Linked DNA regions of Mus musculus: all the other regions are linked to region 1. Evidence: chromatin loops called from intact Hi-C (ENCODE). Cell type or tissue: left cerebral cortex. All regions are shown on one strand.

Region 1 (8,000 bases):
GTGTGCTTTCCAGACTGGGACCCAGAGAAATGGTTGGAAGCAAGAAACTTGTTTTCTTTGTTTTGGTATATTCATCACAGCACCTTATCCCAGAGAATTAACTCAAAATTATTTTAGACAATATCATTTTGTACATCTCTAGAATGTGAAACCCTAGGGATCCATTTTATAATAAGTAATAACAACATTCTTTACTTGCAACTCTTACTTATTCCATTTGTTTATTCTGCCAAATTAAAGGTCCCAAATGGATGTAAAATAGTAGATCAATAAAAGATACCTTTTTTGGGTTAATAGAACAGCAAAGTCTACATCACCAATTGTAGCTAGTGTGTCAATATAATGATATCAAGAGGTGTACTCATGTTTATCTGTCAGACTAAAAACCACCATACTAGAAAGAATGAAGCTTTAGTCCAGCGATATATTTAGGAAGCTGGCTAGCTTTTATGTCATCTTTACCCATGTTTTAACATTAAGTAGAGTCCTTCCTTTTATTCCTTCTACCTGTCTAAATATTGTTTCTGAATTATGTCTCCTTCATAAAATATATCTCAAACACGAAGTAATATATCTGTATATATATACAATATACAAACTTATATTGAAATTTTTGTATGTTTATTTATAAATTATAATTAAAATTTTTTCTTCAATGGCTTTATAGTATCAACTATATGTATTTACTTACAGAATTAATGTAAGCTTTATTTTAAAATGCAGATATTTCTGAAGGCTATATTTAAATCATTTATCTTACCAAAATGACTACTAGGCCCTTTAGGACACTGAGTAAGTATTAGCCAGTGACTGGTGTTAGACACACTGACTAGATGTGCCTAGCACTAATCACGGTGTTCATGAATAGAAGAAAACTCTTTAAGGAGCCAAAGACTCAGGGTAGGAGGCTCAGAAACTGTGTTCTGTGTATGCAGATGGATTTCCATCCAACAGTGGTTATTTAGAGAGTGGAGATCCTGAACTGTTGTTTGCATGCAGATGGAGAAGTCCTCAGAAGGTGCTAAGTACCCTGTGGAGTAGTCTCTCCCCAACCTAGACACCAACTGGAACACTCCAGAGAAAGCAAAAGAGGACTGAAGTTCAATTGGTTCTTTGGAGGAGAGAAATCTGTAGAACAACATGTCTTTCAACATTCTGAATATTCAGGCTTATTTGTTCACAGGGTCACCATTGCTAGGAGTCACGACTAGGGGTTCCTCTTACCTATTTTATTTGGGAAGTTAGACCAGGAGGCAGAGGAGGTGAATTAGGTCTGATGCTGAGATGACTCAGCCCCAGCCTGGGCCTTGGCTTTCACAGCCACGCTTCAGTGACTCATTTCTCTGGCACTGTCTTTGTTAACTCCTGGGATCAGAAGAAGTGTCCTGTTTACATAGCCCTACATATGGCTGACTGGCTCTGTTTTTTGTTTTAAAGGAGCTGCTTGTTTCCATCCTGTACCTGATTGGTGGCTTTACTGTCAAGTAAAATGACCCTGGTATGTCACCTTGTGACTTAGTCCTCATCTTTGCTCCACTCAGACGACCTCCTTTTCCCCTCCTCCCCTAACCTTTTAAGGCATAAGTGTGTGACTTTTTTTCAAAAGAAAGGCCTGTATTGTTTACTTGAGCCCCTCCAGACCATTCTCACAATGATGTAATATTTTTCAATACCAGGATTGGGTTTTAGCATGCATTCTTGTTCTTACTGCCTTAAGTGATATTATTATTATTATCATTTTAAAGTATATTAGTGCTTCAGTTTAGATGTCAATCAAACTCTGGACATCGTGTCAAGGAATATTCCCTCTGGGAATGACTGTCAGCCCCCTAGCACCTGGATTTCTAAGGATAGCACCATGGAGCAGTCTAGGAAGAGAAATAATTAGTATCCCCCCCACCCATCCCGCCCTTTACAACATGCTTTCCCTGTAGCTTTCTGAGTTTTCATCCCCCCACGCCTCCACAGAGACCCCAAAGGAATGAGAAGACAAGCAGGAAAGTGGTCCATGGCCCACCTCTTTTTAGCAAACTGCCTCTGATCATGCCCACTGCAGCTTATCCAACACAGGCCTTTTGGGATTCTTTCTGTTGCAATGTCATTATTCGGCTCCCCTGTTGCAGTGTTTCCAAGGTAAAGAATAGCATTCTCCCTGATGCTTTGGACAAGCTGTCCTGATTCAGCAGGAGAAATCTGAAAATCGTGATGTTTGCACGCTTCCTTATCCATTATTCAAATCCATAGACTCTGAGCATTTAGGGAGGAGCTGCCTCCTGCACTAAAGGGAAAATCACTCATTCAAGTGACTGATGTGAAAATCAATTGCTTCACTCTCTTTTTTTAAAGATATCATTTATCTCTGGCTTCCTTTCTATGTAGATAGTCACCAACTTCAAGGGGTTAAAGATAGAATGAACGTATGTAGCACAGTGTATTTTTGGCCAAGGGATATCCTGATGCTTAGTCTAAAACCCATCCCATCCCCCAAGCAGTTCCTGCCACAATAGGGCTGTAATTGAAATGCCGACTGTTGTGCTCTATCTGTGTAAGAGAGTACAAGTGTTAATGACAGCCTGTTTTCAGCATTCGAATCTGAGGAATAAAGCTGCCAATGTGTGATCACACAGCAACTCTAAACAACCCCATGCCATGCAAAAAGGAAAAATGGAGTAGTTATGAGAATCAGGCTCCTGTTTCCTTGGTCTTCCTGGTGAATACCTCCTGTAAAGGAGAGAGATTGTCAATTACTCTGCCACTGTCAGAGTTTATAGATGGAGGGTACCTCAAAAGGCACAAACACAAAAAACTTCAGCTAGGCGTCTCGGAACACAGCTTTAAGAAACATTTCCACCCTTGCTGATATGCTTTTACAGGATTAAACGAGAAAAAGGTAACAAAAATTCAATTACTGTCTTCGTCAAAAAAATGCTACCTGTAAGTTAATGGGACATCAATGTGCTGTTCTTTAGTGTGAGTCTGGAGAGGCCTGTCTCTTTTCCTTTCCCCAGCCCTGCTTTCACACTGGAGGGTCATCTTTGAACTGCCTTAAGAATAAGTGCAGCAATGCTTCCTGTTCAAAAGCCCAGCACTTGGTCTTGAACCCATTTTTCTGGACACAATCCATCTCTCTCTTTGGACACTCATTATACTAGAAACGATTTGGGTGTTCTAGGTAAATGATGAGGAGCCAAAGGGACTGTTTAGCCTCTGTGCTTCTTTCCATGTATTTATGTGGGTGAGTAGTTCTTGCTGGAGAGGCATTGCCTATTCAGATACTACTAATACTATTCTACCACTACAACTACGACTACGACTACGACTACGACTACTGCTTCCTTTTTATTCTTTACTGCTATCCTATCACAGTGGAAATCATTCAATGTCTTGCTTTCATTCCATTGACAAGCTTTCTTGTGAGTCGATTGGGTAAAGGAGATGCTTTCCCTAGCGCTGGGAAACTCCCATTAGGAAGAAAAAACGTTTGTATGCAATATTTAATTGCTGGTTACAGAGTCTTCAGTAGTTTGCCCTTCATTTGGCACAGCAGGCTTTGTTGAAAAGGGCTAACCACAGAAAATCTTTTACTGTGGTAAAAGAGGCACCAGAAGAGGGTGCCATTTATAGTCACAGAGAATCCAAACAGAACTGCCAGGACGAAGAAAATGTGTCCAAGTGAGGAAGTGTAGTGAGGGTGAGCAGGTGTGACAGATGCTCAGACAGTCAGTTTTCTAATTTTTTGTGCACTGTGATAATGTGTGTGCTGTTTCCAATATCAGCTAAAAAACACATGTCAGCTCATTAATGTCTGGGAATGGGCTATTAGTTCTATTACTACTTTCCTATATGACTGTAAGACCAATTCTTAACTAAGAAGGTATTTTATGTTCAACAAAATATTGAGCCAATGTACAAATGCATCTACACACTTATAGGCTATTTGTTATAGCTATGTGACCGACTAAGAAATAGGCATATCTACTGTAACATAGTTAAGGCTCATGCATATTTTCGTTGCTCTTTTAATTCTAGAAAATTTTCAGAATCTCTTCTTCCTTTTACTTCATTCTTAGAGTTTACTGAGAAGTTACCTGTTTCATATAAACCATGTTTTCTATGTTTACAGTCCTTTTACTTACAAGAAGGAATGCCACAATAGGTTGGGAAACATGCTAATAGTCATCTTTCAAAATAGTTAAATAGTCAGACTGGTAATGATGCAGAAAATGGTTGGGCCTAGATATTGCTAATGGGAATGAAAATTGCTCTCACAATTCTGAGGGAAAATGTGGCAATAAATTATCTATATACTGAATATGTATACTTCTTGACTCAGCAATTCCTTCTCTGGGAATCAAACCTACAAGAAAAAGGGGGCTATAGCCTGCAAAGATATAGCTATACATTTCCTACCCTTGTTTCCTTTCTGTGATCAGAAAACAATAAAAACAAATTTAATGCCTCATCATGGAAAAAAGTAAATGATAGCAGTTCCTCATGTGATTCAGCTTTAAAATAATCCCATGAACTATAAGAAATGTTACTGAAAAATAAAATTTAAGAAGATTAGTGTACAAAATATCACCATTTGACTTAGTTTCGTGAAAAGGAAGTATATATTTGAAAAGATTAAAAGTTAGAGTTATATAATTGAAAGAAAAATGAGTGAGTATTTTTCAAAATATATAAATGAATGAAATGAAACATTTTTTTTCTTTTTCCATCTATACTTCTGAGTTTCATAAAAATGACTCAATTATAATTTTGATAAGAAAATGGAATTGTTCAAATGAGACAGAAATGGTTAAATAGGAAAAATCTTATGGGTTTGGGTTTCTAAGACATACATTGTTAGTATAATACAATTGTCTGTTTTTTGTCATAAGTGTACATGCAATTATTTCAATTGCAATAATTATGCACTATGCTGTCTAGCTACAGAGTACATTAACATACCTTTTAATGGAATGTTAAGACAATAAAAGAGAAAATAGAGATACAGTATTACTTATTAGCACTTGACCTAAGTTAATTACAACTCGCATATTATCCACAAGTATTGAATATACTTTCAGATACTATTTAATTAGAAATCTGTTTCGAAGTCTGTCATCTCCTATGCACGCAATTATGCAGGTTTTACTTTCCTAAATGGGTTTTCTTTTTACTTACCCAAATGTAAGTATATTATTTTAGAGATTATTTCTGCCTTGCATTTCAATGGCATAATGGTTAACATCCTAACTAGTAGACAATTATATGCAAAATAATATTGGAGCATACTGAGTTAGGAAACAATATCACATTTTACTGGTTGGATTTTGGTTTAGTCTGGAGATATGGTGAAGAATGCATAAAAACAAAGATATCCACTTAGTTTGCTTCATTACTTTTAAGACTTCATTCATGCTCATAAAGATCACAGTTTGCTAATAGCTGTTTCATGATGCTTCAAAGGTTAGATCCTATCATGAAAGTACACCTTTTCCATTCTGGCACTATTACCTAGGACTTAAGTCCTAAGAATGCCATTCTGACTGAGGCATGGAATCCTTTAATGAATAAACTATGGAAATCTATCCACCTTTCATTTAGAATCCTATAATAGAATATCGTAATCTGCATGACTTATGCAGAAATATATTTCTCCCATATCATCTTCATTCTGAGAATTTCAAGTCCAAAGCTTCAGGAGGCTCTGTGACTTTTAGCACTCTGTTTCCTTGATCCTAGAAGATGCCTTTCTGTGTTTTGTTTTCAATTGAAAAGAGGCATGCTACTTCCTAGGGGGAACTATTATTTTTTAACTACCTAATTTATTAACCTATTTGTAATACTACACCCCCAGTCTCTAAATGTGTATGTGTGTGTATAAGAATATGAATCTTTAGGGAATATAGGACTGATTAGGTCATTAATCTGATCCTGATTTAACATAGGTACCTGGTATCTGTCTAGAAATTTGTCCATTTCATCCAGGTTATCCAGTTTTGTTGTGTATAGCCTATTGTAAAAGGATCTGATGGTGTTTAGGATTTCCTCAGGATCTGTTGTTATGTCTTCCTTTTCATTCCTGATTTTGTTAACTAGGATTCTGTCCCAGTGCTCTCTAGTGAGTCTGGCTAAGGTTTTATCTATCTTGTTGATTTTCTCAAAGAATCAGCTCCTGGTTTGGTTGATTCTTTGAATAGTTCTTTTTGTTTCCACTTGGTTGATTTCGCCCCTGAGTTTGATTATTTCCTGCCGTCTACACCTCTTGGGTGAATTTGCTTCCTTTTGTTCTAGAACTTTTAGGTATGTTAGCTGTCTCTTGTGAAGCTATGCCAGTGCATGGCAAACACAGAAGCTCACAGTCATCTATTGGATGGAACACAGGGCCCCTGATGGAGGAGCTAGAGAAAGTTTCCAAGGAGCTGAAAGGGTCTGCAACCCTATAGGTGGAACAACAAAATAAACTAACCAGTACCCCCAGAGCTCATGTCTCTAGCTGCATATGGAGCAGAAGATGGCTTAGTCGGCCATCATTGGGAAGAGAGGCCCCTTGGTCTTGCAAACTTTATATGCCCCAGTACAAGGTAACACCAGGACCAAGAAGTGGGAGTGGGTGGGTAGGGAAGCAGGGGTGACAGGGAGGGTATAGGGGACTTTCAGGATAGCATTTGGAATGGAAATGAAGAAAATACCTAGTAAAAAAAATTGTAAAAAGAATAAAAAAGAATATGAATCGTAATAACCCTACCACATGAATTAATTATCTCTCAAGAGCCTACTCTTTAAAAAAGACACCTTGAATTGGGATTATAATATATTAAATTATGACAAATACAAATAATCAGACCATTGTAGCTATTGCATACATGTAGTTTATGATTGTAATTTAATCCAATATGATTTGAGGTTAGCATTTAGAGTTAATAGATATCAAAGTAATGCACTTGGTCATTCTGCCTGTTGTAAGATGACAAGGAAGAAATTTAGTTATGATTGCTACTTTCATGGCTTAGATAAACATCTTGTGATGATTACAAAATTACCCCAACAGTCTAGCCTGCAATTATATGCATCATTTTAAAATGGCTCAGGGGTATACATCCATTTTCTGTTGTTCCTTTTGCTAAAACTAAGAATAATATATATTTCAGTATATACCATGTTTATTAATATAAAAGTAAAAATACTAGAGAAGGCAACTCTAAAATGATTCTTTAATCTACCTAGGCTATCAGAGCTTCTCAGACAGCAACTGGCTTGCCACCAATCATTGTGCATTCACCCATCATCATAGTTACTTCCCACTTTTACAGCTTCCTTTAGTTTTTCAACCTAGGATTTCTTAAGATGCTTTCCATTTATAACATAAGTTTCACAGAATGCTTTCTAACAAAAGTATCCTTGTTAAAATAAGTGTGAGAGACTCAGTATACACAGGGACATATGGTGACACGTATGGTAATATGGTACATTTGGGGAAAATTCTTATGCTACAGATATTGGCTTATCTCTGTATTTTTGAGATTTATTTAATTTCAGTATGTGTGTGTTATGTATATGTGTATATATAAATGTGAATGTGTATATTTAAATGGGTTAATCTGCCAGATTCTCTAGTGAGGTACATTTATATATACACATATATATTACTGATGTTAGATATACAAATGATAGATAGATAGATAGATAGATAGATAGATAGATAGATAGATGATATGGACATTTTTTTATAAGAGCTGGTTCACTCAGTTTGATTTGGCAAGAGCGAAATCAGTAAGGCAAGCTACCAGTCAGAAAAATCCATATAGGTTTCCTATACTACAGACTTCTGTCAGGACTCTATTGTTTTCTGAGAAAAACAAACCAACCAAGCAAACTTTTGTTTGCTTTTGGTTTTTACCAAAAACCCAACAAGCAAACAAAGACTTTTACTTACTCCAACTCAATGAATAAGAGAAATGGGAATTTTGATAATAACATATAAAAATGAAGAAGCTACTATTAAAATTCTA
Region 2 (8,000 bases), 270 kb after region 1:
CTGATTATGGGATGGATCCCTGGAAATCATATATACACAAGCAACACCAAATAGGTTTTCCATTTTGTAGTTACATATTGTGTGTGTGTGTGTGTGTGTGTGTGTGTGTGTGTGTGTGTGTGTGTGTATGTATGTATGTATGCAGTAATAATAATCAAAGAACAGGAGGCTACCAATTTGATTTACAAGATACCTTAGAGATGAAAATTTAAATTTACTTAATATAAGCATACTTACTTAATTTAGGCCTCTAATTAAACTCTGATGAACTCAGTTGATTATGTCCTTCTATGAATAGTGAACATTTAGTTGTGTTTTATTTATTTAAGACATTTAGTTCTAATTATGCTTGTGTGTGTGTGTGTGTGTGTGTGTGTGTGTGTGTGTGTGTGTGTGTGTGCGTGTAATTCTGAGTATGAGACTATTCATTTTATGCAGTACCTGTGGAAGCCATAAGAGGGTATCTGATCACTTGGAGTTACTAAGAACTAAAATAGAGTTTTCTGTTAAGTAAAGTATGTGTGCTCTTACGTATAGAGCCATCTATTTATCCAGCCTGAATTTATATTTTATTTTCATCAAATTTATATTGTTATGTTTGCTGATTAAATTCACTTTGTATAAATAAGGCAAGGAAGTTAGTCATTAACATGAAATGAATCAAATTTGAGGATCTAAGAAATGAATTAAGATAATATATCATTGTTTTTCTGATTTTTCTATAACCTATCTTATAAACAAAAAACTAAACCTATGTGTCCACACTTGTTATTAGTTCCATACTAACACACAGTATTTTGAAAGCACTTCATCAAAGTGGTATAAAACTCAAATCACATCTATGATGGCTTATTTACATGTCTCTTTGGTAGCCTCCAATCATGATGGTGACTTGAAGCACAAAGGAAATGATAGCCTGATTCCTATAACAGTCTTCCCTCCCATCTTGTATTAAATCTCACAATCCAAGAATGAAACAATCTCAGTGATAGTAAAGGAAATGATGCAAAGTCAGTAGACACTGGTTATACCTCATGTCTGGCTTAGGAGTTTGTGTATATACAATCTAGAGATACTCCCTACAATACTACTGCATGTTGTAAAAATTCAATTTAAAGGATGGGAGAGATGTAACTGACAGTGGCATTTAGTTACACTGTTTATAGAGATATAATTCAGATGTTACGGTTCAAATAATTTTGATAATGAGAGTTAAAACATATACAACATTGCCTCACTAATTTTATAACTTCATGCTACTCTATGATCATTTTCATCTCCCTTATAAAAATGTAAATTTAGAAAATGTGCTGCAGGTTTCTCAATAAAGAGTAAAAGTCTACTGTGAAGCTATCTCCCTATATTCATAATACAATGTATCTCTGTGTATATGTTGAACTTTAAGTCAACATGGGTGACATTTTATACAAAGGCCATATGTAGATTATTATTAGCTAGGAAAAATGGGGGAAATCAACCCTAGGAAGCATATCAGTCAATATTTATATTTAAGCTCTAGTACTGTTAGATTTGGAGCTCATATGACAGGTCTGTGTCAGTGAGTACTGAATTATTTATATTGTTTAGGATTTCAACATCCTAAACAATATAAATAATTGTAACTGTAAGTTTGGGATATCAAAATGGGATTGTAATTAAAGAGTTAGGTAGACTCACTACTGAAAATCGTATTTACAAATAGATTATCTCCTGTGCACTAGAGCCAGTAGTGGGAAAGCTGTAGTCAAGTCACTGTTAGTCACTCTTCTACAGAGAACATCCACAGCAACATAGGACTCAGAGAAAACTTCTCTTAAGTGATCTTGCTAAATTTTAGGTTTCTCATCTTCCTTTCTGCAATGGACATGAATATCCTATAATTTCACTGCTGATTCACTAACATTCATTTTTACCTTCTTTAAGACAGAGGTAACATTCCAATTTTATTTTCAACGTATTGCTAGTTTTAAGGTTCATCCATTAATCTTTTCATTGAGAGAGAAAAGAAGGTGAGAAGAAACAGGACTACTAGACAAATGACCCTGGGAATTCCTTCTCATGTTTTCTTGAAACATACCCAATATATTTCTAACTTTAAAATTCATATCAAAAAGTACTCAGGGAAGAGTACTATTTGCATAAGGGCTTAATTGGTTGTCAAAACATCAACTGGTTTAAAGGACCATGACAACTATTTGGTTTTTGTCCGAATTACTAGAGATATCCTAGCCTAACATATATTCACTCATCAGTCATATTAGCCACATAAAGAATAAAAACCAAGGACGTTTTAGTTGTGAGACTGTTGTATTTGCAAGATAATGATGGGTAAAAGAGTTTGAACATTCCTTTATCCTCTAATTCTTGTTTTGTAAAGAGCAACTTAGAATTACCATATTTTTGATCAGTCTAAGGAATTTACTAAGGACAGATCACTTTTGGCAGTAGCAAGGTGGGCAGAGGAATAATAGAAAAGTTGGCAAAGGATAATTCTTTAAATATGAGCAGTGGGCCAGCAATGAGACAGAACTAGGGAGTGTGGGGGAGCAGGTGGGTGGGCATCTTGGCTGGGGATGGGGTAGAACATGAATCATGACTATGTCTTGATAAAATTGACTACAAATAAATAATTGTATTCTAAATATGAGAAAAATCAAATGGCATAAAGAACTGTTTTCTCAGTACTACAAAACTTTTTACTTACCAGTTTTGAGTACTGATAATGTGGATTTTCCTAGGAACATTCCCATAAGAAGCATGCCATTCATATAAACATGTAAAAATTTACTTTTTCTCATATTAAATAGTTGTTATAGGTATATTTTTAATTTTATAGTCGGGAAATTTGAGAAAGACTGGACTTAAAATCACTATGATTAAGTAGGGGAAGAATTTAATTTTCATTCTTACAAGCTGATAGGATTCTAACTGATAGGTCAATTTCAAAGCTCCCTTAATAAAAAATAAAATCATAGCAAATTTATTTTCTGCAAATTTTTATCTGAGATAGCATGTTTTTCTGCAACCCAAGGACTCAGAATGGAGTCAGAAAGATCAAGTATTTAAATGCTAGTCACAGCTACATAGCAAATTTGAAGCCAGTCTTGCTACATGAAATTCTGTGTCAAAAAAGAAATAATGAATAAATATATAAAATAAAAGGCTTATGAGACAGAGGATCTATAGAAAAATGAATACTTCTTAGGGATATGGTTCAGAGGTAGAACACATACTAAGCATGCATCCATCCAGTATTGATGGCTTCAATCAAGCAAAAGAGAAGGAAAACATGAAAGAGATGGAGAGAGGTGAGCATGTAAGTCCAGGGAAACATCATCCATTTTTTTTTCTGCTGAAAAGAAAATGCTTAATTGTGTAGAATCAAGACAGAACATACAGAGTATAATAATAATAATCTGTGCGAACTTCTTGCAGAGCCTGTTCACATTCTTCCCTTCCTTTCCAATGGGCAATTAAGTTCTGAAACTTTCATGACCATGCTTCAGGGAAGACAGGCTGGGGAAGGTCAGAGTGACCTTGCTTCTGCAGATTTCTCAATTGAAAAAGTGATACATTTGGGAATATCACCCAAGCCCCAACCTTTACAGTGCTCTTCATCATTGTAACAAAGGCTTGTAAATTTCGTGCTAAATTCCTCATAATTGTCTTCTTATTTAGTATTTCAAATTACACTGTTTTCGGAATAATATTCATTGTCTTACTCAAAATGATCAGAGTTATAACAATCCTAATCTCAGATCAAGTAACTTCTAATAATAGAAACAATATTAATTAATGTTAAGAAAATGTGAGAAAAATTAGTACGTGTCAAGTGGTTAATACAATCATTGCTTTTATATCAAACTTTTCAAAGTAGATTCCTGGGTCTCCAGTACTACTAAAATTTTAATTAATGAAGTTATCTATGTCTCTCAGATAAAGATGTATCTATACTACATTTGCAAGCATCATAGTATAACAGAACCAGTATGAGAATTTAACTACAGAGTTTACATGAAAAAATATAATATTACCTAGAATTTCTCTAAGCTCAACATTAATTATTTCAGTTCCCTACAGTTCATGAATATTGATTATTAAACTTCAAGAACAGCATCTTAGTTTATTTTAGTTGTCTCATTATCTCTATATTAGCACTTCTTTTCTTACTATTCATAGATATAGTAGAAATGTTTCACTATATGTTAATGATAAATTAATTAAGAAAATCAGAACCAAAAGGCTTTTCTGGTATTTTGAAAGCCTATAAACTGCAAAGAAAAGTGATCCCATTGAGTGTCCTTTGGGTTGCTGTGTGTTTTCAGTGGCAATGTGTGCTGATCCTCAGAATACTAATATGTTGTCTGAGAGTATGTATTGAAGAAAAAGACTACCTCTACTTCCAGAAGCAGCTGCAACACACACTGATGACCACAGTGTGGGGAACAGGCTGTCATTCCCTTCATCAGCACGATGTGTCAGGAAAGATGAGTGGGGACCAGCATACGGAGTGGAAGCAGTGGAAGGCAGTGAGTCATGCTCTCATCTCAACATCTAAAAATAATCACAGCATATTAAAAGAACATATTTCCTTCCATAAAAATGAGGACCTTTTTTTTAACCTATATGTCTGTAATTTTCCGCTTCCAAACAGTTATTCCACTGGCATGAAGTTATACCTATATAAGTATTAGCTATTATCCAAAGAAGCCAGGGGTCCAATTTAAATTGTGGCACTTATGTAGAACATTGACAGTGCAGGACAAATAATAAGTTGGTTGTCAGGGATATCCTTTGAAATCACTTTAAGAGAAGGTAACGTAGTTCAGAGAGCTTTAGACCCATCAGAGGTCATTCATAGTTAAAATAATTTTGCACATATCCATCAAAATCTACATCTTGGTCTTTATTCATATAAAGGGGAAGCAGAAAGATTTCCCTATTCCTTGTTATCACGCAATAAACCTGTCATTATTGAAGATCAAACCCTGGGTGGATTTTGAAGGAACACTAAAGGACAAAGGAGTAGGCCTGGGAATGTAAAAATATATCTAAGATCTGCATAGTGAATCACAGGTTATTCCTGAAACAGAAACTAACTAAATAGATCTGAAATAGCCTTATACTTGCACTACAAAATAAAGAGGTGGAAGGAAGTTTGAAGGGTTTTTGTTGTTCTTCTTGTTTGTTTATTTGTTTTTTTTTTGTTTTGTTGTCATTTTGGCTTTTGTTTTACCAGTTGAAGGAAAGAAGAAAGATGGAGAGATGGAAAGTGTGTAGAAGGGAGGGGTAAAGGAAAAGGGGAAAGGAGAAAATGAGAGAGTGTCTTACATTAAAACCTCATCAGGTATTGTTCCCATCCCTTGTTTGCTGCATCATAACAAAGTGTTCACTTTGTCAGAATAGCTGCTGGGGAAAAGTTCAGTCAATAAAATAAAGAGATTTCAACATGAAGAAAATGTCAGAACCTTGGGGACTTTACTGGAGCTGCAGATGTTTTTTAATTAAGTTTATAAAGGAGTAAAGTTAATCAATCCTATGCCGTGGATGCCATTACTAAAGAAACAGCTGTCCCTACACTCTGTTGACTGGGTAAGGACATGTTCTACCCCCTCAGTCTCTGTCAAGCTTGTAAATGCTTGCTGTGCTTGTAAACTGTAATCATCTCATAGCATAGTCTTTCAAACAGGTTATCAATAATTCACACTGTAGATAGTGGTGGTTACTACATGACAGCAGAATGACAGAACCATAACATCCCACAATTAGAGAAATACAAACCAACCAAATCTCACCACAGATCCAATATAGGTCCAATATAGGTCCAAGGGTCAGGTGATGGTACGATCCATCCTTGTTTACTTCCTTTTCTTGGAAACTTCATTCTTCTAGACTTTTCTTATAAGCTGTTAAAACCTCATTTTGGTTTAAAGTACATGAAGAAGAAGTCTGACTCAAGAGTCCTACGACCCAGTTACTGAGCTAAAAAGCTTCCTAGGACATGACTTTGCTTTTGTTTTTAGAAAAGAAAACTTTAAAACAAAATATATAAATGATTCAAGTCATATTTGCATTGAGGTCCAGATAGGGAGCGTTAACCTTGCACAGGCAATTATAATTACCACAGGATCCCAAGTTCTTCTACTAGGGCATCCTCATCAGTGCAATGACAGTCTCTATGCAATACCTTATTTACACCTCGTCAGGAGAATTCTGTCCATTTCAAGACATTTCTAGTTATTTGGAATACTGACTAATTAGGAACCTCATAATAACTAGGGCAGTGACAGACTAACAGTCATATTTTAATACCAAATCTAGCCATGAAATGATTTTACTGTATCTTTGTTCACTCTTCTCATTTATTGTCCCCTCCAGTTTATATATCTGTATTACCTAAAGGATATCTGACACTTAATATTAAGTGTATTGGCTGTTTGCATACTTTTATTCTTCCAGACAAAGCACTCTGATTCAGACAGCACAAGGATGTAAAGGGTTGTTGGAGTTTTGATGAGAATCATAGTAATCTGGAGTAGCACATATCACTCATGTTTATCTTGAATTTAGTATTTTAGATAGCAGTTAGTTCCAGTTCTCTGGAAAACCTTAAAATTACTTGTAATATTAAACTCTATGATGCAGTTGCACTTTTATATAAAGCCCGATATTCTTCCTTCTCTCTATAAACCTACTCTTGTAACGTGAAAGGCTTAGGCGTGGGGTGGTACTCTGACATATTGTGGCATGTGTATGTGTTCCTTCAATCAAAACCACAACATCACACAACACACACACACACACACACACACACACACACACACACACACGCACACACACACACGAGAGAGAGAGAGAGACAGACAGAGAGAGACAGAAACAGAGACAGACAGAGAGAGCAAGCATGAGGGGAGGATATTTCAGGCTATAAAATGACAATATTAATCTGTCTACACAATAAGCCCATAGTCAGCTGATGCTATTTATCATGGGACAATGATGCCATGAAATGGTAACATTACTACCCTATGAAAATATTCTTTTTTCCTATAAAACTGGCACCCACATCAAGAAAGGTACAACCACTAAACTACAACAGTCTAGTTGTGTCAAACATATACTTGCCATTGGTAAAGTGTAGTGGCCATTAAGACATCCCACAATAATCAGGATATCAACAAACATACAAAGAGAAGGAAGTCTTCCTTCCTTCTCTTACCCAGTGTTTCACATCTTAATAAACCATATCCTCATTCATCTAATTGTTTAAAAAATTATCTTCAAAAATTTTAGTTGTTTCTTTACCATCTTTATACTTTACACATAATTTGTAAAAAGTCATGGTGTGAATTACTTTTATCCTTTTTACCAATTTTACTCAGTATAAGCAACCTATAGCCAAATTGTGAAGTATCTTCTTTCTATTTTTCTACCCAACTTATAGAAAATATCTTAGCTGGAGACAGGGTAATGCTATTTTATTGTGTAACTTGCCATTGCAGTTCTTGATGTGTAATCAAGAAACATTCTAGCACACTGGGAAGAGAGGCAGTTTAATGGCTGTGATGGTGTAAAGCATTCTTTCTTCTCTACTCATTGCCTGTGAACTGACCACTGCACACTACTCATTACAAATCCCTGATTCAGCTCATTAACCAGTTCATTATGAAACAATGGAAGTTGACCAAAAAGGAAGGCACAGAAAGAGAAAATGTATGGTTTTCCCACCCTCAGTGGAGTCTACTAGATGCTGATTTTACAGTGACTTTGCTTGCTCTTCTCCTTATTGTCTTCTCCCAGTGTTTATATATCTGCATTACCTAAAGGGTATCTGACATGTAATATTGAGTATATTGGTTGCTTGCATACTTTTATTTATTTATTTATTTATCTCTTTGTAGCCCTGGCTGCCCTGGAACTCACTCTGTAGACCAGGCTGGCCTTGAGCTCAGAATCTACCTGCCTCTGCCTCCCGAGAGCTGGGATTAAAGGTGTGTGCC
Region 3 (8,000 bases), 260 kb after region 1:
CATGGGGCTGGTGAGTTGGCTCAGTGGGTAAGAGTACCCGACTGCTCTTCAGAAGGTCTGGAGTTCAAACCCCAGCAACTATATGGTGGCTCACAACCATCTGTAACGAGATCTGATTCCTTCTTCTATAGTGTCTGAAGACAGCTACAGTGTACTTACAAACAATAAATAAATAAATCTTAAAAAGAAGAAGAAGAAGAAGAAGAAGAAGAAGAAGAAGAAGAAGAGGAAGAGGAAGAGGAAGAGGAAGAGGAAGAGGAAGAGGAAGAGGAAGAGGAAGAGGAAGAGGAGGAAGAGGAAGAGGAAGAAGAAGAAGAAGAAGAAGAAGAAGAAGAAGAAGAAGAAGAAGAAGAAGAAGAGAAGAAGAAGAAGAAGAAGAAGAAGAAGAAGAAGAAGAAGAAGAAGAAGAAGAAGAAGAAGAAGAAGAAGAAGAAGAAGAAGAAGAAGAAGAAGAAGAAGAAGAAGAAGAAGAAGAAGAAGAAGATGCTAGCAGGGAGTAGATCCAGCCTCGGAGAAAGAACTTTGTTGCAGGCAACAAAGATAAAAGGGAGTTGAAAATCTGAAGTCTGCTTTGCATAAGACATGGAGATGCAGAGTTTGGAGTTTGTCCAGCTGGTTTCCTGTCTTGCTTTGGGGTTTACAGTTAAGTGCTTGGATGATTGTCAAAAGATACCTTGAACTTTGGACTTCTAAAACTGTTGAGATTGCTATAGACTATGGGGACTTTTGTAGTTGGACTAAATGAATTTTGCATTATGCTATGTTTAGGTATGGCCCCCATAGACTCATGTTTGAACAAGCCTATGGGGGTCATGGAGTGGAATGTAATGGTTTCCATATGCTCATCACAGGGAGTGGCACTATTAGAAGGTGTGGCCTTGTTGGATGAAGTGTGTCACTGTAGGGGTGGACTTGGAGACTTTCCTCCTAACTGCCTAAGGATGCCTAGCTGGTTCCTGGCTTCCTTTGGATGAAGATTAAGAACTCTTGGCTCCTCATGTACCATGCTCCCTCCTTCATGACAATGGACTGAACCTCTGAACCTGTAAGCCAGCTCCAATTAAATATTGTCATTTATAAGACTTGCCTTGGTTATGATATCTGTTCACAGCTGTAAAACCCTAAGACAATAAGTATGACAGCTTTTGTTATCTCATTACAGTGCTGTTTTTAAAGACCATCAGACTGTACCTGAATACTTCAGTCTTGGACCTAAACATTCAGTCACCTTAGGTTTGAGCAGTTACCTTTGATTCTAGTAAAAAGGCTGCTTCACAGATAGAACATGACTCATAGGAGGGTAGTATCTTCAGCAGCAACCCAGAACCTGGAGCATGAGTAATTCTCTACTGAGAACAATCTTGGTCCCTCAAGCAATTAGAGCTCGTTAAACCACCATGTAGAATGAGAACAGACAATGACCAGCCAGACTATACCTTGCCCAGGACTACCTCTGTTGTAATGTTTTCTCTGCTTAAGCTTAAAAGCCATGTTAATACCCTGCACACAAACATTGGGACAATGGCTCCCTTCATCTCTTCCTCTTTCCAATACATATTGATTAAATCTCCGCTGTGCTTTCTCTTTGCATGTCTATTTAATTAGTGTATTGGAATGGGTGGCTGAGCCTATTTAATTAGTGTATTGGAAAGGGAGACTGAGCATAGATTGGTGAATCTGCCAGAACCAAGCTTGTTCCCCCAGACCTCCAGTTATTATGTTTTTCCTCATTGCTAAAATACTATATTTTATGGAGTTTCTGCATGTTTTCTTTCTTCCTTTTTTCCTCATCCTCCTACCAGAATATTTAATAAGGGATTTATCCCTTTAGAAAACTACACATGTATAATCTAAAATGTTTAAGTGGGTAGATGTTACATAGAAGATTTCTGGAGTTTTCTCATCTTGTACGATTGAATATTTATACCTGTTAATCAGCTGGTCTATTTCTCTCTCTCTCTCTCTCTCTTTTAGTCCTTAAGAACTTTGGATTTTATGTGTGACTATATCATACTGTTTATAAAGGTAGAGTCATATAGGTTTTTCTTTCTCTAACTAATTTTACTTAACACAGTATGCTTAATCTATTTAGGCTGTAACTATTATTTCCTTCTTCAGAAATGTTGAAGATTATCCTATCACTTTCTTCTGTGAGTCAACCACTGAGTCTAACACAGGGACATACAAAAGAACACATATGGCATTCTATAGTTCTATTTTTCATCCTGTAATTATTCATCAACACGAAAACAAAAGAATGCATCTATAGCTATATATCACATATACCACATACACACACACACACACACACACCCCACACACACACACACATTTTTGTGTGTGTGTCAAGTAACATAGAATTAAGGGCATAGTCTGTGGCAAGCTCTTTGACTATTATGCTGAACACTGAGTTTAGTTTTTAGCACTTTGAGCTAATTGTTTGCAGTGCTTCTACTATTCTTGTAAGATGAAGATACTAAATTGTGTGTATAAGGTGGAAGATCTGGATTCTGTAACTTATGGTTTCTTAGGTGAGTTAATACCTTTAAATGCTTTAAAATAGCATTGCACAAATTAAAATTATAAAGTTCATGCCAATAAATCAATGCATTTTATCCATCTAGAGTGATAGTAAGAATCCAGTATTGTGCTCAACCATGAGTTAAGAGCAAGAACACAGAACAAAAGGAAACGCCTCTTAAAAAAAAAAAAAAAAAAAAAAAAAAAAAAAAAAAAAACCCAACAACTTTGGTATACAATTTTGAGCTTTATATATGAGGAAATCCAGATTTTCCTTTATATTGGTCCCTAAATGTTATATAGATGCATTTAGATTCTTAATGTCAATGCGGAGTTCTGACACTAACTACTCTGTGAGCTATTTCTTACCACTGAGTTTCTCTTCCCAAAGTTTCCTTTTTCTGCAAATCCTCATGACATTTCTCTTGGAGGTAGTAGTACTCCTGAATGATGTTCCATCAAGAGAGGAGAGTGTGATTCTTCTTTAAATGTCTGTGGTTTCAGTTGACCTGGAGGAAGAGAAGCTTCTCCATGGTTTTCCATTTCTATTCTGCCCTGTTTCCTTCCCACTAGACCCCGCCCTACATTTCACACTTGGATCTCATGGGTGATGATGAGTCAGATGGCATTTCTCACCAGCACTCTCTTGGGTGTCCTAGCAGTTTAGATCACCTACATTGCAGACAAAGCTGCTAGAAACACATGCAAAACTCAATTCCTCTAGGTTATTCTAAGAACCTTAATTCATTTGAAAGTGAAGGGGTGGCAAAGAACTTCAGCCTACACTGCAACTCACAAAGCAGAGAAAACTACTAATTTATCCTCTGTGATGACAAATCAGAGAAGTCACCCAGAAACATAATCATAGCATACAAGGTCAGAATAGATCAACCCTCACATGTCCCAGGCACTTCTGTTTGCCTCTGGGGAGCAACAGTTTTTCTTGTTTGGCTAACGGTGTGATGGGTGAAATACAATGTGTGGAATACAAGGGATAGGACGGCAAGGAAGAGATGAAGAACCTCATAAGGAAGAAACATATGGCTATGCATATGCATGCTGGTCTGCATCAGAAGCACATGTGGCTGGATGACAGGATGGTGATGCTACAGGAGAGCAGTCAGAACCAAGCCTAAAAATGCTTTTTCTCTACTCAGTGCTTTCCCATGGTGTGAACACAGTTCTCAGCTATGCTAAAGTGGATTTCTCTACTCACATGAATATACATAATAAAAGGTGCCTTACATTGCAGTTGCATTTGGAAAATTCAGATATGTGTGTGTTGTGTTGTTAATACATCTATACACGCATATACAAACACACATACATGTATATTGTATTAATATATTTATATAAGTATACATAAATACATGTTAATCTCTCTTAATCACCTTGTGCTGTCTGTATTCTTTCTGAATGAACAATTACTCAGACACAACATTTTTTTTTCATTTTCTGTAATTTCTCCTAATATTTTTCCTTTTTAATTAATCATTTTATTCATTTGCATTTCTCTTAACTTTTAAAACCTTTACAAAATGTTGATAATGATGAGGATAATAATGATGTAGGTTCATTCCTTTGCATTCCGTGACCTAAAATTATTAATAAACTGTAGGTGAATATTAGGGTTGTTTGAACACTCATATTCTCAATATGCTATAACTAGGTGCCATAGTTAAAAACTGATGTCCATGAAACTTAATAAATGTCATCTTGATGCTACTAATCCAGCTAGCTTTCTTACATGTAAAACTTGAAAAAAATGGGGAAGGGTTGAATAATGGAAGTGGAACCTTACAGATTCTTTGGAAAGTCAGTTGGATGGTGTTTTGCTAGGGCAAACACATGTAGGAAGATTAAGCTTAAGTAGACACAGGTGAAAAACTAAAGCAGACTCATGAAGGAACATTTAGCTTTAGCAGACACAGGAGAGAGGATGTTCTGCTAAAGCAAGCATGTGAAAGGACACATGATGGATACTTTGCTAGCAACACACAAATATTCGTCTGCCTTACATTGCATAGTGGAGCTGCATTTGCCTGGACTCCTTAGAGAGAAATGCACCAAAATACCTCTAGTGGTGTGCTGCAGTTTCTTGCTGCTTCCTTGGACTCATGCTGATTGGCAGAGTTTTGTCAGCTGAGACAGACATAAATGCTGATGCAAGACAGGTGTTGAGATAAGACCCAGGGAAAACAAGTGATGTTTGGAGGGTATAAATAGGACTTACAGATAGTGATGAAGGCTGAGTTAGGCTTGCTTGTAAAGCTAGCTGTGCAACACTTGTGGGTCTCATGTCTTTGCAGATCTTTGCTTCCCTGACAGAGGCACAGCTGAGAACTGTTGGCATTTCTCATGGTCCCTCCTGCTGACTCAAGCCAAGGCTGAGGTCTGGCTGTTCCTGCTAGGTCATATCACTGCTGTTGCTAACCTGACTGAACCAAACTTGGTTGCCAGTGTATTCTGTCCCTGTTAACCTGTGAACTGAACTGCTGATTTCCAGATAGCATAGACAAAGTTGCTCCAATGAACCATTCTAAACAGGACCACGTCCCTGTATCCTTTCTTTTTCCACTACCTCTGGTAGGTGGTGGGATAAAAAGGGGAGGTTAAAGAATTTAAGAACCATCATTAAATAGGTTTTGAAAAGTGAAAGTTACAAAGTATCTTTAACAGAGAAGATAATCTGGCATCTATTGTAACTATAACTGAACTTGCTACATACTAGGTGTTACTGGGTGACACAGGCACTGATACCTACCTCACACTAGAAACATTTAGATCAGAAATGTCCCAAAACAACTATAAAAATCGAGAAAATAGGAACAATCCACGTACACTGAATATGAGACACTTTCCAATTACCAATGGAAAAGGAAAAGATTTATTAGCACTCAGGGTTATTTACAATGTGAATAAATACAAGTGATAAAAATACTTACTGAGGATAACCCCAAACATCAAGAAGATGTTATACTCTCTCCTTCCCCTGTGTCAAGTGTGCTATCTTCTTTCTTATTAGCTGAATTTCAGTTTCATATATTTCATATTTAGCAAACTTACTAGAAGGTAAGCCTCAGGAAAAGAGGAAATGTTCTCTATTTATCGTTATAACTCCAACGGTTCAAAAACCACCAAATAAAATGATGTATATGACTGGTAAATAAAAATTAATTTATCGTCTTGTATGTATATCTAAGCTTTGTGTGGATGAAAAATCCTTTAAATCAATACTGAAAGATGAACACTCTTCATTTAAGGGCCATAGTGCAGTAAAGGTAGATATTGAACACTGTATCATCTGCAATAGCCCCGGGGAACCCACAGGTCTGACATAGAAGAAAAAGAAATCATTCTATAAGTCATAAATGAGGAGGAGATACTTGGAATTTTAGAAGAATAAAGGTAAATTTTCAATCTGAAATTTTCATAGGATTGGTTTTAGTTGACAACTTCTCAAAGAAAATTGCTGTATACGGAATGGCACTTTAAACTACACATTGGGTTTAAAGATATGCTCTAGAATATACATAGAAATGAGTGTGTTTTCTTTTAACAATATTTTATTTTACTATAGAAATACATGATCAACATATACTTTTCCCTGCTGGTACTTTTCTGAGCTGGTTCTATTGGAGACTTTCCAGTTTATGACATTATAATAATTTCATGTGTAATATTTGCTAAATAATCAGGTACTGGAAATTTGTTTTTATATGACACAACTTCTGTCTTCATCTGTAGGATAGTATTTGCAGCACAAACACACACCACATGTGTGTATGTGTGTGTGTGTGTGTGTGTGTGTGTGTGTCCCAGAAGGAAACTCAAACAGCCTATTGTAAAATAAACAAAACATGGAGTTGAAGGAGTATAATTCAAGTTGGAAGGCTGAATTACAGTAGTAAAATAGAATAGGACAAAACCTGTAAGATAACACCACTTGACAAATCAAAACAGGGAGAGAGAGAGAGAGAGAGAGAGAGAGAGAGAGAGAGGAGAGAGAGAGAGAGAGAGAGAGAACTAAACACATTCATCAGATTGTACCTGTAAATTTATAAGTGTGTGTGTGTGTGTGTGTGTGTGTGTGCACCAGACTACACATACGGAGTCCAAAAGATGAACAGAATTCACTGTTCTCATTTTGCTATATGGGTTGTCTGGGTATCACTCAAGATGTTAGTATTTTGGCAAGACCCTTACCTGTCATATGCCATAATCAGACCTTCTAAATTTGCCTTGTTTTGGAATGATATATAATGTCAGAAAAATAATTAAAATAATTTGATGTAAATTATACAAAATTAGGTAATGGGAAAACCAGTGACACAACCAAGCATTGACCAAGTTTTATAGAAATGAAGTGTGTCTATTGATTTAGTTTAATTTGAAAATTAATTCATCTGGAAAATTTGAACTTCTAGTAGAGGAAGCAATTAAGAAATAAAATGTCCCATAATTCCCATGTAACAAAAGTACAAAGGAAACAAAGTTACAGTTCCAGGCTGTGGTGACTTGATATTGGCAAGATATTAGTCAGAATTTAGCTACTATGGGTAAGACTTTATGTAAGACATATAATAATCAGACATGCCTGTCCATCTAGATGAAGCAGGAATATTAAGGCTGATAGTGAACTACGCCAAATCCTTGACATTTTCCCAGTAGAGAATGAGGGATTATACAGTTTTTATCTTTTTTCCAGGGGACATATTAAATCTGTCCTCTCACAGACTGAAAAATAATGTCTAATATGAAAATGCATAGCTTCATATGCATGCTATACTGGGTGGTTCTCTTTCTACATGGGTGCTGTAGATCCAAACACAGGTCTTACACTTGTGTGACTAGAACTTTACTGACTAAGGCATATTCCCAGCACTGCTAGATTATAATTTAAAAAACACTTTCTAATTAATATTTGACAATCTAAAAGTAAAAGAGTTACTATATAGGAAGAGCTGATTGTGGGGTATGGAAACTTCAGTAACCAATATATAAAACACAAAGCAATCATCAATGACTGCAATAAAAATGCAATTTACAATACTGAGCTACATCATGTACTTGTACAAAATATGTAAACTAAAATACTCATAATTTTGAAGATACAGAAAAATATTAACTATCATATTTTAATATACTTAATGCTGAAATTATAAATATGTACATTTTACTTTGTTTAGTGCCTAATATGGTAAATGTAATTATATATACTCTGATGTGATTAAGTTAGGCTAAGTGGTGTGCTACCTACCTTACATTATGTTGCTGTGAGAACATTTTATATCTTCTAAATAGTTTTCAAGAAACTAAGAAATTTATATCTATAGTTTGGCTTTGTACAATAGACCTCTTGAAAAAAATGTTTCTAGTCTGACTGAATTTTGCAACTATTGACTACCATTTCCCTGACTTCTCAAACTGATTTCACAGGAAATGGGAAGCCAAAATTCTATCCTCTGCTTCTATGTCAT

The links. A loop is a pair of places that touch in the nucleus more often than their neighbours do. Peaks named below come from ENCODE experiments on the same cell type or tissue, not always from the same donor. Only the 100,000 strongest peaks of a DNase experiment are listed, where the experiment ranks them.
Region 2: a loop joins it to region 1, with 3 times the contacts of the local background. A loop is called at or near these places in 2 of 42 quality-filtered maps.
Region 3: a loop joins it to region 1, with 4 times the contacts of the local background. A loop is called at or near these places in 2 of 42 quality-filtered maps.

What each region holds. Positions count from the first base shown.
Region 1 is chr2:108,031,481-108,039,480 of GRCm38, forward strand. No RefSeq gene overlaps it. Among named protein-coding and RNA genes, the nearest start is that of Gm23749, 45 kb to the right of the region's middle. In left cerebral cortex, a CTCF peak has its summit at 3,603 (motif pointing right); DNase peaks (open chromatin) are centred at 1,020, 1,288, 2,190, 2,580 and 2 more places.
Region 2 is chr2:108,298,507-108,306,506 of GRCm38, forward strand. No RefSeq gene overlaps it. Among named protein-coding and RNA genes, the nearest start is that of Gm13912, 11 kb to the left of the region's middle. In left cerebral cortex, a CTCF peak has its summit at 4,465; DNase peaks (open chromatin) are centred at 4,487, 4,985 and 5,779; H3K27ac peaks cover 429 bases.
Region 3 is chr2:108,286,691-108,294,690 of GRCm38, forward strand. Gm13912 (a long non-coding RNA gene) reads right to left here and starts at 4,629. Exons shown (of 3, transcript XR_374869.1): 1 at 4,539-4,629; 2 at 2,890-3,029. In left cerebral cortex, no CTCF peak of the experiment used is centred here; DNase peaks (open chromatin) are centred at 1,389, 3,227 and 3,560; H3K27ac peaks cover 690 bases.